Regions from separate parts of the Homo sapiens genome. Here region 1 is linked to region 2. The links are chromatin contacts, found by Hi-C or POLR2A ChIA-PET in ENCODE. All regions are on one chromosome and are shown on one strand. Each heading gives the region's core, a stretch centred on a gene start or an enhancer-like site at or near the end of the contact. The rest is flanking DNA. Distances are from core to core; before and after follow the strand shown.

Region 1 (2,712 bases), core at 147-2,646, 37 kb before region 2:
AAAAAAAAAAAAGATTGCTAGGGGAAGGCTGGAAGCCCAGGGAGGAAGCAGGTGTTCCCTGCCCAGCAGTGATTGCTCCCTGGTTGCTGGAGGAACGATGGAATCAGAGTCACCCGAGGACCAAAGCTCCACACCTCTTGCTATCCCAGACTCTCTGGAACACCAGGAAGAAAACATATTTGGACAAAAATTATTCTTTGCAACATTAGAACTTTTGATTCTGGAATGAGACAAGGAAATATGTATGTATCTCAGAGAGACAATGAATTTTTAAAAGGAAATTGGGACCGTTTCTCAGGGTGAGATGTCTTATCCGGTTAACTGCGAGCCCCCAGGGATTTCTACTCAGAGTGTTCATCACATCAGGTTTCCATTCTCTACAATAAAAACATGGCTAGGGAGAAATTACCCAGCACTGGCAAGAAAGAGCTCCAAAATAGAAGCAGCTTTTGAGGAATTTGGAGGGATAAAACGGAATAGTATGTCTGAAAGTTGGCAACATGTAAAAAGGCTAAAAATGACAATTCTGCCTGTGATACTATGTCTAGTGTGCAACGCTTCATTCAAAAGGCAGGCACGTCTCCCCTCCAGGCGGGAGTGGGAATCTCAGTGGGGAACCGGGAACTGCGTTTGAGCTGATGCAGACTCAGGGTCAACTCGACAAGGGAGCCCGGCACCCAGACACAGCGGCGTTCACCTCACCTTGCACCGTCTTTGTCGGTCTTACAGGCATCAGCTTTCCCAGCCTCATTTGAGCCGGGATCTGAGTTGCATTTCTTTCTGGGTCAGGCCTTGCCATTAGGGAGAGATGAAGTCAACTGATGAGCGTGCCAGCCTTGAGGAAGGACAGAGTGCGGGAAGCAGAGTGTGGGAAGTTGGAAAAAATAATCTGCAAGGTAAACACCTTCAAGTCAATTTCAAGAGGCTGGCTAGAAACCGCCAGGACTTCAGGGGGCCCTGTCTCGCGGGTCTCCCTGCGCCCTCAGCACTTTGGCTTGGTATAAGGCCACCTTGTCCCTGAAGAGAGGCCTATTTTAAGCTGAGCAAGAAAAGGTGAGAAAGACTAAAATCAGCTTTGTGCAGAGACGCCAATTTCTGCTGCACACATGGAAACGATGTGCACATACAGCGAGCTGGCCCAGCTCCCGGCCACGTGGCTCACACTGTCCGTGCTCACCCACCCGTTGCCTTCACCCCCAGCAGCACTGGTTGTGAAAAGGGTAACTGCCTGAGCCACCCCACCACTGCGGGCCTGCCAAGGACAGGCAGGAACTCAGCCATGCCCCGCAAGGAGCCCAGGGGCATCTCCAGGGACGGCTCCCCAGCCTATGGGCTCGCTCCCTGAGAGGCCGTGCTCGGGCTCGCCTGCTCAGCTCACTCCGAAAGCCTCTGCTCAGACCTGCACCCAGTCACAGCAGCACAGATGTGCAGGAGGAGACCATTTCCACGGACCCTCCGACTCCTAGGAGGCAGGTGAGGAGAGGGGGAGGGAGGGGACCAGCGCTGGTGCTTCAGGTATGCTCTGGCCACTGCGATTCACTCTGCTTTGTGCTTGGGGTTTCACACGCATCTCGGCGACTGTGTGCGGAAAGTACAGTCGTGACCATGCGCAGGTGAGGCCTGGAGGAGGTCAGCTAAACTGCTCTCTCTCAATGGTTCTGAACCCTGAGAGTACATCAGAGTCACCTGGAGGACTTACGAAAACACACACTGCAGAATTTCTGACTTGGTCGATGCAGGTTGGGGCCAAAAATGTGTATCTCTAACAGGTTCCTGGGCGATGCTGACGCCGATGCTGTGCGTCCTGAGCCACACTTGGGGAGCTACTGCGCAAGCTCGCACAGCTAGCCGACCGCTGAGCTGGGGCTCAGACCTGGGTCAGTCCTGGTCCACAGGCCAGCCCCTTTCTCACGTCCCCTGGTGAACGGCGGCATGGTGGCCTCATGGACACTGAGCAGGGCCCCTAGGGAAGCCTGTATGGAGGCCACTTCACTTTGAATGGATCTGGGATAGAGGAAGGACGCGAGCTGTGGGAGCCTGGGTCCTGGGCACAGCGGGCATGTCATGGCAGGGTTCACCAGCCTCCTTTCAGCAGTTCCCTAGTTCTGCCCCAGCTACCTGTGGTTGGTGGTGGGAGGTTTATTTGTTAGTTCCTTCAGCAGTGACTCACCACACTTACTGAGAGCTTACCGTGTGCCAGGACTGCCACAGGTATGGGGATGCAGAGTGTCCACAGCCCCCCAGAAGATTGATGATAGCACCCTCCATGTAGGAAGGGCTGTGACTGCAGACAGGGCATGGGGCGGGGCACCTGTGTTTGCCACAACCTCTAGAGGGTCCCTTCATATTCACGTCTGTGCGTGGGGCCCTCCTCCACCCAGATCTGCTTCCGCAGCACAGCCACACAAGTCTACAGCTGGTGACTGTGGCTGGCAAGCAGGGGAAGGTGGGTGGGGGCGGCAGCCGTGGGCTTTCCACTGGGTCCCAGCAGACCAAGTCCTGGTACAAGGAAGCACGGGCTGGCACTGGCAAACCCTCCTCAGGGAGCAGCAGGCCAGGAACCTGGGCTGGGACTAATTATTGCTGAAGAGAGAACAGGGCCAAGTGTCCCTCATGTCCCCCCAGCAGCCGGGGCAAGCAGAGAAAGAAATGTCGGAACCGGGGAGAGGCCCCTGCCTCTGCACAGGGCTAAACATCATGCCAGCTGGCAAG
Region 2 (2,743 bases), core at 137-2,636:
TGTCTGTGAATGGGAAGCTGTGTTGAGACATGATGAAAGCTTTTGGAAAAGACAGAGCTTCAAGTCCAGCAAAGTGGTTTAATCCCTTTGATAGGAAAACACAAGTGGAGAAAGACTCAAAAGAGGCAAAATCAAAGGAAGTTGTATTTCAGATGATGCGTTAGTGAATGTGACATCCATTTAGATGGACCTCTGAATGAAGAATGTCAAACATCACGCACCCACAGGGAGGAAAACTTGGTGTCATGGCGTGGTCTAGAATGTCAGGAGTCAGGGCCCTAACAACTTGGTAAGAGCCTTGCTTGGGGGTCAGCAGGGCTTCCTGGAGAGACCACTGGCTTGGGAGTCTTTTCACAGACTCAGTCTCCCTATCTGTGATCACAAGCATCTTTATCAATTTCCTACTTTCTAAGATATGCTGGATCAAAATGTACCACTCTCTGAGCTTTGAAACACGGGATGAAGTTGGAGGAAGAGGAATGGAGGAGGGCGTGCTTATGTCTCATATGGAGATATTTGTATACTCTTCTGTGGGAATATATATGACTGTACTCATAGGAAAATGCTCCAAACTGGTTGGTGAACAGGCTGCCCCAGTCCCCTCAAGGCCCTTTAGGGTTAGCAGGAAGCATTCGAGGTGTTACACTTGAATGTAACACCAGAATACATGCTGGGGACAGAGAAGGCACTTGTAAGTAGGCAGAATTCCAACACACCCTCGTGATTCCTGCCCCCTGGTATACACCCCCTGAGGAACCCCAGGAAATCCTCACTCCCATGACTGGGGCATGTCATATGGCAGAGCTGAACTGAAGAAAGAAAGTTCATCTGGGGTGAGCTTGACCCAATCACAAGCCCTTTGAAGGGATTGGGCTTTTCCCGAAGTAAGAGATTCAAATTATTAGAGGAATTAGACAGAGGGGGCTTCTCCTTTGCTGGTTTTAAAGATGGAGGGGGCCACACGGCAAGGAATGTGGGTGACCTCTGGGAGCTGAGAGCAGCCCCCAGATGATAGCCAGCAAAAAAGTGAGGACCTCAGTCCTACAACCACAAAGACCTGAATTCTGCCAGAACCACAGGAGCTTGAAGGGGGCCCTGAGTTCCACATGAGAATGCTGGCCTCGCTGACACCCTGGTTTTGGCCTTGTGGGAACAGAGCAGAGGACACAGTCGCATCAAGCCTGGACTTCTGACCTACAGAACTGTGAGCTGATAAGTGGGTGCTGTTTCCAGCCACTATGTCTGTGGTCATCTGTTATGGCAGAAATAGAAAATCCAGTACAGAAAGGGAAGTCGGATCATAAACAGTTAGGAAGGCTGACTCTGGCATCAGATGACCTAGGTTCCTATTTTGCCTGGAGCTGAGGCACATTTGGAAAAGTTACTTCTCTAAGCTTCCGTTGCTTTATTTGCAAAATGGGGATAACAGTACTCACCAAAAAGAGCTGCTGCGAAGATGAAATGAAAGGTGTGTGTACAGTGCCTGGTTTACAGGAGCCCTCCTGAGAGGTAGCTCTTAGGATTTTCCACCAGGGGGCAGGGCTGGGAAAGGGGCTGGAGGGGTGGGGGTGAGGGGCAGGAGTGCTTCAAACGCCTTGAGGATAAGGAAGGAGAATCAGCAAGTCCCGAGTTCCTACGGTGTGTCAGCATCGTGCTCCCACTCCCGGGAGAGAGGCATTATCTTCAGTTTACAAAAGGGGAAAACAGGTGAGAGTTTAAAAACCTCGCCCGGAATCGCACGGCTAGTGCTGCAGGCTCCCCGGATTCCGCAGCAGCTGCTCTAGATGAGGGCATGCCTAGAGGCTCTGCTCCGCTGCAGCGTCTACGAGACCGGGAACCCGTGCCCCTTTCCTCCCCCCGCCCCGCCCCCCCAGAAGCCACGCCTGAGGAATTTTCTAAGACCTTTCCCTTTCGTCCCTCCCACGCCTAAGGTCCAGGTCCCAGGGCTTTCCCTTGCACCTTCATCCCTGGCCCTGCAGAGGCCTGCTTCTCGCTTCCGGGGTCGCCAGAGCGCCCCTCCCGCCACCCCGCCATCTCTTGGCCGGATCGTGCGAGAGAAGGGGAGGAGGTTGGGACGGGGGAGGGTGGCTGCGACAGGGGAGGGGAGCCTGGGAGAGGTGGGGAGGGAGGCTGGGACGGGGGAGCCCCAGCGCGGCAGGAACCGGGAGCCCTGAGCGCCACAACGTCTAGCGTGGCCTCGGAGGGTGACACAGGGGAGACCCCTCACCCCGCAGGGGACGAAGCCCCCAGTGCGGCTGGATAAGGCGGTGCTCGACGCCTGGGTGTGGCCCCCTGGCCAGCTGCAGCTCTGCGGCTGCGGAGGAGGCGGGGCTGGGGGATGCGGGGTGGGAGGGTGAGAGCCAGGAGGGGCCTGCGGAGGGGAGACAGAGGCCCTGTCCCCAGGGAACGGGCGTGGGGAGGCCGTTGGCAGTGCCGGGGACTCCCCGCCAGCGGGTCTCTCTTCCTGGAGGAAGGGCGGGCCAGCGGCCCCAGCCACCCAGAGACTGTGCCCAAGCCACACCGGTGGACAGGATCCTCCCAGGGGCCAGTCCTGGTTTCCCAGCTTTTCACAATTACCAACCTTAAAACAAAACAAAATTATCCTCTAGTGTACTCGGAGGTTTAATGGCACAGAGCCCGGTGGTAATAAATCTTTAAAAACCCGTCAGGTATTTCATTTAAAAACCGCACCATTTTGCAGCTATTTGTTCTATCAACTTAGGTCTGTGTCTATTTTTGAATT

What was found. Hi-C counts contacts between places; a loop is a spot of excess contacts on that map. ChIA-PET counts read pairs that join two places held with the same protein, here RNA polymerase II (POLR2A). Pooled maps may share reads with other maps.
Region 1: a loop to region 2 is called in a map of heart right ventricle, with 11 times the contacts of the local background. The contact joins the promoter of TP53AIP1 here to the promoter of KCNJ5-AS1 in region 2. A Hi-C loop is called at or near these places in 15 of 168 maps with a recorded cell type or tissue (Caco-2, DLD1, HCT116 and 10 more) and 10 of 50 pooled maps. POLR2A ChIA-PET finds 5 or more read pairs at or near these places in 12 of 52 experiments (A549, A673, BJ and 9 more).

What each region holds. Positions count from the first base shown.
Region 1 is chr11:128,941,555-128,944,266 of GRCh38, reverse strand. TP53AIP1 (tumor protein p53 regulated apoptosis inducing protein 1) reads left to right here and starts at 1,396. Exons shown (of 4, transcript NM_022112.3): 1 at 1,396-1,473.
Region 2 is chr11:128,904,874-128,907,616 of GRCh38, reverse strand. It overlaps KCNJ5-AS1 (KCNJ5 antisense RNA 1), which reads left to right and starts at 1,386. Exons shown (of 4, transcript NR_045767.1): 1 at 1,386-1,468. The region is part of intron 1 of KCNJ5 (potassium inwardly rectifying channel subfamily J member 5); the gene reads right to left. RefSeq lists a silencer at 2,452-2,521.